Regions from separate parts of the Homo sapiens genome. Here region 2 is linked to region 1. Evidence: chromatin contacts called from ENCODE Hi-C or POLR2A ChIA-PET data. All regions are on one chromosome and are shown on one strand. Each heading gives the region's core, a stretch centred on a gene start or an enhancer-like site at or near the end of the contact. The rest is flanking DNA. Distances are from core to core; before and after follow the strand shown.

Region 1 (6,852 bases), core at 571-3,070:
TGTTATGCACATAATCTCATTTCATTTCCCTACCAACCAGCCAGGTAATGCTCTTCCTCGCACACTAGAGCAGTGTTAGTTGAACATTTGAATTTTTAAGCATCTTGACTGAATATGACACTGCATTGGTGACATTTTGATAGCTGTCACTGCATGGTTTAGTTCCAGCATCTTTCAGCACATTCAGAAGCATCAACCTTTACATGTTGGGGCTTCTCCAACAGCAATTATAGCCACAAGTGGAGAAAAGCTATACATGTTCTCATAAAATATCATCGAGATTTGTGTCATAGGCCTCTAGTGACAAAGACATGTTTAACTGCTAGATGTCAGTTTTTTTCCCCCTTTCAGATAAAATTAAACTGTGGAGTTACCATTTAATCCACAAGTGTAAGAATAAATTGGTTTTTTAGTCCCAATTCTGTAGAAAATCAAAACTAGTACCAAATATTTTTATTTATAAACATTTTTATTGTGGGTGTAGGCATATCTGTGTGTAGACAGATAGAATGAGGTGCCCCCCGAAAAAAGACGGTGGTGTCATCTTTTGTGGCCAGCCTAGTGAAATCCTCACTCTCCTCAGATGCCTCCCAGCCGGCAGCCACCCTGCTTCCCCCATGACCTTCTTCTGAGTGTGAAGCTCTGGGTGCCAGCGCTTCTTCCAGCCAAGTCAGCAGGTGGGCCAGGATCAGCTTGAGAATTAGTTTTCTTAACAGCCCCAACTGGCCACTCTCAGAATAATTCTGTTAAATGTGACCTCTTGTGTTATGTGGAGTAAGTCAGTAGCTGGCTATCAGGGAGACTTTAGAGACCCAGAGAGCTTTATGCCTAAGGGGAGAAAAAGAACATTTTTCTTGTCTTGAGGCAGGTCACAGAAAATGTACACATGGTGCTGGGGACAAAGGTCTAGGAGAAAAGCAAAAGGCAGTCACCCCTGCCAGATATCTAATAGAATGCCAGAGTTAGACATGAATGCCATAAGAATAATGAAAAACTGAGAGCCATGGGCCTTAGGAAGAGAAAATGGAGTAAATCGGATGATAGAGCAAGAGAAGTTGTGAACCCAGCCAGAAAGAAAGGTAAGGGTGAGGCAATCTGTCCCCATCTTAACACAATGTACTCCTAAGGGTGAGACTTGTGTAAGATCGGCTGGGCTGATGGAGCTGGGTCAGAGGCCTCAGAATTGGACTCACGTGGCCCAAGGCTCTAAGGTAATGTGATCTATCGTCATGGAGATGAGAATTGAGGCCATCCACCCCTTGTGGGTGTTTTCCTCAGGGCACTGCCCATTGCACATTGCTAGATCATTTCCATCTGGCTTCATCTCTAGGCCCACTGCTATGCACCTCTTAGAAACTATCAGGTGGTACTGAAAACTGAAGATGAATTTTCTCATGGAGTTCTCTTCTTAGAAACTCCTAGACTCAGTGACTGATTGCAAAAGGCACATCTGGCACAAGAAAACAGACTCCTACAACTTGTTGCACTTAACATCTTGATACCAAGGATCATAGGGATGGAAAGACAGTGCTAATCCCCATAAACGTGTGGTGTCTGGTCACTTCTGTGCATTCCGTGCAGTCAATAAAATACAGTGTTGATGGAACCCAGTGCAGGTGGAGTAGAGCAGTTCCACATGTGCAATTGGTATTTGCTCTTCTTCCCTTCAGTGTGTTTTTTGTTGTGTCAAACACAACCGAATGAGAGTTGCCCCTACACCCCCACGTGGAGTTAGAGGAGTGCGTCCTGGCCTGGAATAGGTCTCTCTTTCTGGGCCACTCTGTGGGCTGTCTGAGCAGTGGAAGCATAAATATAAACCTCGGGCACATAAGGACACACACAGGCCGCAGAGCCTGTCAAGGGCTCTGTCATGTTCCGAGTGAACAGATGTTTATCCCACAACATTTTTTTTTTCCTTCTTGGAGTTTGTCCAATGCATTAAAAAAAAAACTAAACTGTTTACACTAATTATTCCCTTTTGCTGCCTTTGCTTGTTTTGTTTTGCTCTTTTCTTTTTCCCATACATTAAGAGCTATTCGTGTGAGGAAATTCTGCCCAGCTGCTTTCTGGAACAGATACTTCCATAGCTTAAACCAGGAACCCTTTGTTCTTGGATCTGAGTGGAGCTCAGATTGCCTTGTCACATGTATCTTGGCGCTTCTTCCCTGAAGTTTATAGGCTTTTAAAAATCCATTTCCTTTTTACCCCAAAGATAATCAGCTTCCATAACTTTTCTTAAAGTAAATAACTCCAGATCCCTTCATGGTTTCAGATTTTCCCGTATGCTTCAGTCAGGATTTTATTCAGCAATCATTTATTAAGTACATTCTTAAGTTTGGTGAGTACCATACCACTGTACTAGGTATCAAAAGAGAAACCCTTTCCCCTTTTATTGGTTTGTTCATGTTTTCACTTATTTTTTCATTTCCTTCATTCAAGAAATATTTGTTTAGCTCCTACTGTGTCCCAGGTACGGTTCTGGGTGCAGAGGAATCAGTGATAAGCAAAAACAGACATCGTCTTTGCCTTCAAGGAATTGCCAGTGTACTGCGGGAGAAAGACGTAAAGAATTAATTGCAATTCAGGGTGATACATACTATAATAGTAGGGTGTTCAAGTTTCTTTGAGGAATGTGAAGGGTGTAATTGGCTCTGCCTCAGGCATCAAAAATAACTTTACAGATTACTGGACATGTGAGAGGATTCTACAGAGAGAGGACAGCACATACAGAGGTGAGGAGGTATAAAGTATGGTTGGTTCGGGGAGCTTGATATCTGAATGCAAAAACAGCAGATGCAAGAGGTGAAGCTGGAAAACTAAGTTGGGTAGCCAAGTTGTTAAGGTCATTTTGCATGCCAAGTTTAAAAATCTGGAGTATGTCTTAGAGAAAATGGTGGGGGAAGGGGCACTGAAGCTTTTTTTTTTTTTCCTTGCTTTTTTTTTTTTTTTTTTTTTTTGAGACAGAGCCTTGCTCTGTCACCCAGGCTGGAGTGCAGTGGTATGATATTGTGTCACTGCAACCTCCGCTTCCTGGGTTCAAGGGATTCTCCTGCCTCAGCCTCCTGAGTAGCTGGGATTACAGGCATGTGCCACCACACCCAGTTAATTTTTGTATCTTTAGTAGAGATGGGGTTTCACCATGTTGGCCAGGATGGTCTTGAACTCCTGGCCTCAAAGTGATCCACCCACCTCAGCCTCCCATAATGCTGTGATTACAGGCATGAGCCGCTGTGCCCGGCTACACTGAAGGCTTTTAAGCAGAGAAAATGCTTTGGAAGTAAATTGTGTTTGCTCAAAATTCATATGTTGAAGCCTTAACCCCCTAGTACCTCAGAATATAACTGTTTTTGGAGATAAGGCCTTTAAGAGGTAATTAGATTAGAATGAGGTCATCAGAATGGGCCCTAACCCAATATGACCAATGTCCTTATAATAAGAGGAAATTAGGACACACATACACACAGAGGGAAGACGCAGGGAGAAGACAACCATCTACAAACCAAGCAGGCCTCAAGAGAATCCAGCCCTGCTGACTCCTTAGACTTCCAGCCTCTACAGTTGTGAGAAAAATCAATTTCTGTGTTGAGGCCACCCAGTCTGTAGTACTTTGTTATGGCAGCCCTAGGAGGTGAATACACCAAGGTTTAAGTTTTGTAAAGATAACTAGAGTCCATGGAGGATGCTGGCTTGGAGAGAAGAGTAACTTGAAGTAGGAGATGCTGCAGTAGGAGAGTAGGAGCTGCAGAGGTCTAGGTCATGATAATAAGGTTGAGTGACCAAAAACTACTCTAGCGAGTTATCCTATCAACCAAAATAGTGAATACCACAGGAAGGACACATTTTGGGGGAGTAGGGGGAGGGGTGGATGCCAAACTAGTAAATCTGGATTTGGACCGCTTCACTTTGGTGTGTGCCCTGGATGGCTGCATCAAAATGAACTTTCTTACCTTCTGGCCTTTGATTGGGTTCAGCAACTAGAGATTTGAGGGTGGAAGGAGAGTAAGGAGGGATATGTCTCTTACCCCTGACGTCCTCCCTTCTTTGCACTGGCGTGACTGTGTTTGAGTCTTCTACCTATGGCCACAACTCCACTGGGAGCCCCGCTCATGACATTACAGTTATCTTTGGTTTGATCCCAGTGATAAGTAATGCCTTTCCTTTGTTGCCAGCCCTAGGGTGCTTCTCTATCTCTTTTTGATTTCTCTTACGCTGTTTACAACCTCATAACGAATGCCTTCATCAGACTTGCTTCCATCTCCCCTTTCAGTGTGCCATCTATTTCATGCCATGACCCTGATGAGTTTTAAATGCCTACTGGACACCCAGGGGGAGATATCCAAGAGACAGTTAGAAATTTAGGATTAGGGACTTGGAAATAGATTGAGACTGGATATAGCTTTAGTGTTAACATGCTGGTGGGTGTGGAAACCATGAGTTGCCGATAATATAGTGTGAAAAGAGAAAAAGGTTCTTGATTGGAATGCTGGAGAAGATAAACTTTTCAGGAATTGACAGTTTTCTGCAGCTAATAGAATCTCACTTATGCATATGTTCTTCATTCTGATTGTGTGACTAATTCCATATGAATCATTCAGACTGAATACTTGCACCGTCACTAGTTATATAGATAGGTACTGAAGTTTGCCTTTGTCTTCAAGAAGGGACTTGGTGACCAATGAATAGTGAAACAATTTCAGAGAAAATATGTAAGTAGCATAATCAAGGAAAACATTTTTAAGCATCCTTAAGGATTTCATAAATGTATTTATTTCTAAATCTTTATTAATAACGGGTTATTTTTAAATGATGCCGTTTGCGCTGGGAGCAGTGGCTCATGCCTGTAATCCCAGCACTTTGGGAGGCCAAGGTGGGAGGATCAGCTGAGGTCAGGAGTTCCAGACCAGCCTGGCCAACATGGTGAAACCCCGTCTCTACCAAAAATACAAAAATTAGCCAGACATTGTGGCGGGTGCCTGTAATTCCAGCTACTAGGGAGTCTGAGGCAGGAGAATCGCTTGAACCCGGGAGGCAGAAGTTGCAGTGAGCCGAGATCACGCCACTACACTCCAGCCTGGGCGACAGAGCGAGACTCCATCTCAAAAAAATAAATAAATAAATAAATAAATAAATAAATAAATAAATAACGCAGTTTGCTAAGTCTGTTTGGTAGGCAACACTTTGATGGCTAAGATTTGGTTACTCTATATATTCTAAAATAGTTAACCTATATTCCCTATAAAATTGAGAGAATCATGATGTTCAGATGCTAAGTGTTTTTCCTGCACTCTCATTTAATCTGTATTTCTACTCCTATAAGGTGAGTACCATTAATATCTTCCTCACTACTGATGAAGAAACAGGCTTAGAGAAGTTAATAATTTTCTCAAGACCACACAGCTAGTAAATGTCAGAGCCAAGTTCTATTTATCTGAATAAGAGAGTTTTCGCTAATACCTGGAAAGACTTTCTTGGACCTTCCTCATCCAAGGGCTTTTTGTTACAGAGGAACTCAAGGAGCCCAGTGGAAAGCACTTCCAACTAAAAGGTGTTCCCGTGGTCTAGACGTAGAAGCTGCCTTTAACAAGGGTCCACCAGCACACAGTGGAACCATTTTTATTATAAAGGGCCAGAACTGCCTGTGTCGAATGCATAAAATATATTCTTTCTATTCTTTGGCTAGTATAAAAGTTATAGCCGTTGTCCAAATTGAATAATTCAGCCAGAATCTGATTTTCTTGGAAGGCCCATCTCTCCTAGGCTCACTCACGTAGTATAATCAGAGGACATTTGGCACTTTCAAAAGCCATAGCCTACTTCTTCTGGAGGTCTGTGTGTGACATGGTGTGGCATCATAGGAGCTTGCCCGATCTGCTTTGTATGGGCTGTGATCACTCCTAGTGGCTATGAATTTTTTCCTTTCATTTATGCCAAATTCTCCTCCCTTTTGAAGTTTGAAAGGCGAGGGGCATATAAAAAGGAAGTGGTTATGGCCCAAGGTCCTTTATTACCTTTTTTGTCCAATGCGTTGTTGACAGCAGTTTACTTATCATTCTTAGAGGGCCAAAAGCTTCATTCCGATCAGGTTTCTAATCACTGAAACTTCTATTTTAAATGGATTTGAAGGCCCTGCCTTTAGTTGAAAGTTTTCGAGTCAGACTTGAAAACATCAGGAAGATTAATTAGTGTCTTCACAGTTTTTTTCCCTTCATGTTCCATCTGGGCACAGATCCAGTAACTTACCCAAGGAGCAGGATAGTTAGTCTCACCCCTGCTCCCCAATTAATTAATTCAACCCAACTTCCAGAAAGATAACAACACTGTAGGTGAGGGCTGAGTCCTGCTACTTATTCCCTCATTGGCCACCTGTAGCCTCTTCTCCTGTGATCAGCTTCTCAGCAAGCTGATGAAAGACTTAGCTTAGCTCCAGTATGTGTTATCCCACTACTCATGTTAAAGACTTGGTTAACTGTGTTCTATTATGGGCTTATTTAAAACTTTACCTCCAAACTCCAGTAAGGATTGTGGGTCAGTTTGTAAAAGAGCTCTTCTGAACCACACCATGGAGATTTATTTCAAGCTGTGGTAACAGAGTAATCCTGAAACATACTACTTTAATTATTGTGAATGTCTTTGGTTAAGAGGAAAAAAATCACTTTTATTTTTAAAGATATTTTTATTTTACTCTAAGTAGTGCCAATATTGGTGGCAATGTTTAGCTATTCTGGAAGATAATTTAACAATATGTGTTAAAAACCTTTAATACTTTCATACCTGTTGCTCTAGGATTTCAGTATATTATTGTAATTCTAACCTGAGTGGAGTGTTTTTACCTGACAAGCATTTATTCCCCAA
Region 2 (6,240 bases), core at 3,701-6,200, 37 kb after region 1:
GCTCACTGCAGCCTCCACCTCCCTGGCTTAAGGGATCCTCCCACCTTGGCCTCCCGAATAGATGGGACTACAGGTGTGTGCCACCCACCTAGTTAATTTTTTTGGTATTTTTTATAGAGATGGGATCTCGCTATGTGTGTATGCCCAGGCTGGTCTCAAACTCCTGAGCTCACATAATCCACCCAACCTACACCTCCTGAAGTGCTGGGATTGCAGGCACGAGCCACCACACCTGGCCAAGACCCTGCCTCTTAAAAGTAAGGCAGGAGACTATTTCATTCTTCTGAGAAACAACATCAGGTATAGAAAGACTTTCTTTTGAGTCACATTGACTCTTGTTTTAAAGCCTTGCTTGAGCGCCGGCTGATACATATCCTGACCAATTTCTCTAGCCTCTCTGAGCTTGTTCTTTTATTTGTAAATGTGCAGCTAATAGTATTTAACTTGCTAAGTTTATAAAAGAAACAGTGTTTATGAAATCATAAAACAGAGGACTTTGTGCTTTGCAAGTGCTCAACGATGTTTTCTACCTTTTAAAAGTACCAAAAACACTTGCTAAAAAATGGGCATGGCAGATTGATTTAAAACATTTCCTCTTTACAATGATCTAGATGTCCTACCCTTAAACCTAAATGAGAAATGGAAATGAAGTAAAAGGGATGAGATAGATAAATTGCTGTTTTTGTTAGAAGGAATCAAAGAATTGTGTCTGTTACAGCCATAGTAGAGAGTACTAGTAACAAAGCCCCATTCCATGTCAGAATCATTTGGAGAACTTTTAAAAAAATACATGTTCCAACTTCTGTTTCTCCCAGTATGTATGACTCTTCCTGAGCAACCCTCTAGCTAAAAATCTGGAAATGAAATAAGATAAAATAAAAACTGAAAGTAACACAACCTCAGAGGCCAGAAATAATGTTTAAGCAAGATCCAGAAGAGTAGGTCAGCACTAAAGACAGCTTTCAGAAAACCCAGACATCTACCTAGCCACCATGTCCTTTAACTTAAGTTCTGATAACCTAATTAGGTGTAGGAGACAGGAGCTAAATCCAAGGTTTTGTCCAAGGCGGGAACCCCGTAAGTCCATATGAAATTGAGACCCCCAAATTGCAATAGCCTCCATGTAAGGATAAATTAGAAGGTAATCTGTGCTACAGAGGGAGAATGCAAGGAAATATGCTTATGTTGACTTGGTTTGGGGTAGAAGGGAGAAAAAGCTCTCCGCTGAAAATTCACTACCACAGGACAGCTTTTTTTTTTTTTGAGACTGAGTCTCGCTCTGTCACCCAGGCTGGATGGAGTGCAGTGGTACAATCTCGGCTCACTGCAAGCTCCGCCTCCCGGGTTCACGCCATTTTCCTGCCTCAGCCTCCCGAGTAGCTGAGATTACAGGTGCCCGCAAAAAATGCCTGGCTAATTTTTTGTATTTTTTTAGTAGAGACGGGGTTTCACCATATTAGCCAGGACGGTCTCAATCTGCTGACCTTGTGATCCACCCACCTCAGCCTCCCAAAGTGCTGGGATTACAGGCGTGAGCCACCGCGCCTGGCCAGGACAGCTTTAAAGGAAATTTGCAGCCTGGATTTACAATGATCAGAACGGCCTGAAAACCATCAACCAAAGAGTGTTCTTTAGCATCATCTTCAATTGTTGGTACCTGAGGTACCTTCCTGCTGTGTGTCCATAGTACCTGTCCTTCCTTCTCCCCCTTGCCTTTAGCTCCAGTGACTAAATACCAGGGAAGCCTGAGCCTGGGCCTGTGTTGCCCTTGAGAGATTAGATCGTATAGTTGGCCAAAACATTTTTCACTAATATCAGTGTTACTTCAGCCCTTTAAGTAAGCAGAGACCCACTGTGGTATCAACAGTCTTTGGTCTTGACTTGCAGGATACAAGTGGGAGGGGAAAATAAAAAGGAAAGGAAAAAGGAGAACTTTTTAATGCCTTACCTGTATTTAGAATCTGTTCTAGTGACAACACCTCCCCTGCCCCCACCTGTCCTCACAAAACCTGTAAAAAACCTAAAGCAGGTCCACTCTGAACTTTAGGGAGGAAGGCCAGGCAATGTGGATGAAGAGTATGGTAATTTACCTAAGATTATTAGAATTTTTGGTTTGTCGGCTTGAATGTGTGTACCTGTTACCATGGTTCTATCCCAGCCTTTCTTTAAGTGCCTTGTTTTTGCACTTCTTGGATTCCTTTTTATAATGCAGTGCTAATCCCTTTGCTGGGTCAGCATCGAGGGCAAACAATTGATTTTAGAAGTGCTGTGCCAGTTGGTGTAATCCCAGAAGCAAGGTGGCGTGTGTGACATTGCATGCTGAGTTGACATCTTAGCCGACACACATCCTTTGCTCTTTCGTTACGTGCTTGTAACAAGTTGCATGTTTTATGTGCATATTCTTGGCTAGGCTGGCACAGGTAAGTGCCACCTAGCCCTTCCTGTTCCCAGCCTACATTTGCTGTTTGAGTGGCTGTGGATTTTTCTAGCAGATGACAGTCTTTGTTTTGAAATTTTAAAAATTCATAAATGACTTTGTTCATTCTTATCCACCAAACTCCTAGAATTGTGCTTGGCAAATACTAAGCACTCAAATTTTTTGAATGATTATTATTTTGTTTAGACTATAATTAGGGCCCGGAAGATATGATTGAAACTAGGTATTAGCTTAAGGAGATGAGGTTGACTAGGCACTAGTGTCCTAAGCTAAGGCTGAAGAAGAGTTCAGGAGTCGTGTTGACCCTTTAGTTGGCAGTAAGGCAAGTGAGGAACAGAAAACGAACTTCTGTGGTGGTCCAGGGCCAATAGATTGGGTTCTAGGAAGGCAGCGGTGGGCAGCAGTGGAAGTTTGAAGGACCTGCAGACTGATTAGTTTCTGGCCAAAATTTAGGAGCCATTGTTGACAGGTATGGAACGAAACATCCTGGACCCTAAGACCTAAACAAGTGATCCTTATCTAGGATTGGCACCAAGGCATTGTGTGGAGCTGGACGGTTCCTAACACCTGTTATTTTATAAAATAAATATTAGGAAACCCCTATTCATTTTGAATGTGTTAATGAAAGTGAACTGCTAATCACAGTTAGCACTTGTATCTTTTCTACTAAATGTGTGAAATGTGCCTTTTAGGGAAATATAATACACATTTTCATTCTTGTTTACCTTCTTCATACGTAGCTGGTTTAGAATCAACTTTCCAAAACAACCCTACCTATCTTCTAGGCTGTTGACAGTGATTGACAGTGAACAACACTAAAAGAAGGAGAAGCCAGGACAGGACATTGTATTTCTTCACTGAATTCCTTTCCCCTTATTAGTCATTGCTGACTCTCCTGTATTCATTTTTCACTGATCATCATTCACCATTTCCATCTCACTGAGTCCAAGTGTCTCTCCATACATGTTTGTCCCTTATTACCCTCTACTAATGGAAGGCTACAAAAGCTAATTTGTTAGAGAAGTGAATGAAATATAATGTCATCTATAAATATTAGCTCTCTTCTTCACTCCCTGTTAATAAAAGCAGTATATCATTTCAGAGAGAAGAAAAGACCAGGACCTATCCATTTGTAATCATACTGTGCACACATTCAATTAGCCAGAGGGGTAAAGTGCATATTAGTAGGCAGCCTGGGAGTTTGCTGGAGCAATTAATCGGCTTTGTCATCTATAAGTAATAGTTTAAATAACTTTCTCTTGCTCCCTTGACTGAAACAGCCAATCAGATTCAAGCAATAGATAGCATCCTTAACCTTCCCAAAAATAGACTTAACACTACAATGTTTGTCTTTTCTTATTAAAAGCTCTATGCTATGTACTAGTTTACCAGGTATCTATGGGGTTTTTTGTTTGTTTGTTTGTTTGTTTGTTTTGAGACAGAGTCTTGCTCTGTCGCCCAGGTTGGAGTGCAGTGATGCAATCTTGGCCCACTGCAACCTCTGCCTCCTGGGTTCAGGCGATTCTCCTGCCTCACCCTCCTGCATAGCTGGGACTACAGGTGCGCACCACCACACCTGGCTAATTTTTTTGTATTTTTAGGAGAGACAGGGTTTTGCCATGTTGGCCAGGCTGGTCTCAAACTCCTGACCTCAAGTGATCCTCCCACCTCGGCCTCCCAAAGTGCTCAGTTTACAGGCATGAGCCACCATGCCCGGCCTCTGTGAGTTTTTTAATGGGGAGAGCAAGGGGAGGAAATTTTGGTAATAACCAAGGATCCGTGTCCTGTGTTCCATTTTTTAAAAAGTAGTACATTATTGTGTGGTATTAAATTGTTTTTTATTTTTTTTAGGATTTGACTATAAGGAAAGAAATTCCAGTATGCAACATGATAGCAGAAATAAACAAGCTGTCAGATTTTGGAAATGAATATGAATTTCATTTTCTTTGGTCCTAATATCACATAATGATTGTTTTTATACAAAAATACCATATGGCTAATGTGGACCCAATCTCAACATTTGTTTGCTGCCTTACACACACATTTTTATTTATATTTCTTTTTTTATATATGGATCTTCAAGTGGGATGCCAAGAGAGACGATATTTTTGAGGAAGTCAGTGCACAGTCAAAGAGGATATGAACCCAGTCTAGGTGTTACATGGTGCCCTAATATTCCGCTTGCATAAGAAGAAACCTTTTGTTTGTGGCCTTAGTTGTCACCAGGAGACCATTGTTAATTTTGCTTAAAAGCTCTTCTGTTGTGTTTAGGTGGCTTTTTAATATAAAGGAAAGAAAAAAATGAAGAACAAGTTTGGCCAAACTCTTAACATTTGGCTCTATCAGGAGTCTCATCTCCGCTTCGTAGCCTCAACTAATCCTCCACAGCCTCTTGCCAGAGATTTCTTAAGTCTTAAGACTTATAAAGACGCTGGCAAGAAACTGCGGTGCATCAGCAGGAACAGGTTGCAAAATGAAGACAAAGCCTCTGGCAAGACACAGGAGGATTAATAGAGGCCAGGCCATGAAATAGAGATGAAGCCCCGAATGGTGAAAGATCTCTGAAGTCACAGTACAGATACAGAACCGGTGTTCTGTCATTTGGGAAATCATATGGGATGAGCCACGGGGCCCAGTTGGCCAGGGGAACAATTGGGAATTGCAGGTCAGGAGCATCCTTTGCCAGAGGAAGTTAAAAGCTTTTAGAACTGGGAGTGCTCAGAGATCCCAGAACAATCTCTAGATGTAATTCACACCTCTACTCTGATAAGGAGTGTGAGACCAGATGGAAAACCACTACTGGGTCAGAGAGTGAAAATAAATCCTAGAGAAGATGCCAGAAAGATTTGGCTAAGCACTACTTAATGGAATAAAATTCGTGACCGGGGTACTGACTGTGTTCCTAATGTTGGATTATTTTAGCCTTGCTCTATTAGTAGTCCTCAGCTTTGAACCCAGCCTCTCTCCCTTCCTGTCTCTTCCCACATCCCATTGAGTCCCCCCTTCCCTGGAGCTTCCCCCTCCTGCTTCCCTCCCATGCCCCTGCCCCTTCCCTGTCTTCTCTCTCTTCCTCCCATTTAAAATGTTACTTTTTCTCAATAGCTTTATCAAGGACTACTTTCCTATAATGTTGAGTAGGAAGTTCCCCAAAGAATAGAAAAATCTGCTTTAATTCCAACATCTAGTTGCTTCAGAAACAGCTGGGTAAATTGGACTTACCCAAGTTGGACTTAGTAATGTTGTTCTAGTTTATGCGATGGGAACATTTTAGTTGGGGCTTTTGTTCATTCATCACATGCAGCTGGGGGAGGAAATGGCATTATTTAACTTGTCCATAGTGTATCTTTAAATATGAAAAAGAAATGGAACCTATGAATACAAATAATCAGGACTCTCATCCTTTCTTTAGACTTAAAAAGAGAGAAAACAAAGACTTAAATAAACATCTTCAACAGGTAGTACAATGTAAAAAGCCTGTAAAACATTGCCACAAGGATATATGCCTTGAGTGCTTCAATCACGGGGAATATTCCTCCCATGTTTTACTGCAGTTAATTATGGCAGAGCACCAGCATGGATTTTGTACCTTAACCTCACCTGTGTCCTCCACCCCCCCACAGAAAGAATGCTTTCCTATTGATGAATCATTATGGGGGCACATCCTCTCTTGTGTGTAGGGTAAGAATGTGCCAAAATTAAGACGTACTGGAATTAAGAAAGCCAAAATGAAGTGTCACGTTGAGCTAAGGTGACAGGTTGTACCTTGACCTTTATAATGAATTCACTTAATTTACTTCTTTTAG

The links. A loop is a pair of places that touch in the nucleus more often than their neighbours do. ChIA-PET counts read pairs that join two places held with the same protein, here RNA polymerase II (POLR2A). Pooled maps may share reads with other maps.
Region 2: a loop to region 1 is called in a map of gastrocnemius medialis, with 7 times the contacts of the local background. The contact joins two enhancer-like sites. A Hi-C loop is called at or near these places in 7 of 168 maps with a recorded cell type or tissue (astrocyte of the cerebellum, gastrocnemius medialis, heart left ventricle and 3 more) and 2 of 50 pooled maps. POLR2A ChIA-PET finds 5 or more read pairs at or near these places in 9 of 52 experiments (AG04450, CD4-positive, alpha-beta T cell, OCI-LY7 and 4 more).

The regions. Positions count from the first base shown.
Region 1 is chr2:28,162,596-28,169,447 of GRCh38, forward strand. All of the region lies in intron 7 of BABAM2 (BRISC and BRCA1 A complex member 2), which reads left to right. All of the region lies in intron 1 of LOC100505736 (a long non-coding RNA gene), which reads right to left. Among named protein-coding and RNA genes, the nearest start is that of BABAM2-AS2, 140 kb to the right of the region's middle. Within about 2 kb of position 1,821, at least 10 of the 41 ENCODE cell types and tissues checked have a DNase peak (open chromatin) inside an H3K27ac peak, as active enhancers do; they include gastrocnemius medialis and left ventricle myocardium inferior, where a contact is called at or near this core.
Region 2 is chr2:28,196,915-28,203,154 of GRCh38, forward strand. The region is part of intron 7 of BABAM2 (BRISC and BRCA1 A complex member 2); the gene reads left to right. All of the region lies in intron 1 of LOC100505736 (a long non-coding RNA gene), which reads right to left. Among named protein-coding and RNA genes, the nearest start is that of BABAM2-AS2, 110 kb to the right of the region's middle. Within about 2 kb of position 4,951, at least 4 of the 41 ENCODE cell types and tissues checked have a DNase peak (open chromatin) inside an H3K27ac peak, as active enhancers do; they include gastrocnemius medialis and left ventricle myocardium inferior, where a contact is called at or near this core.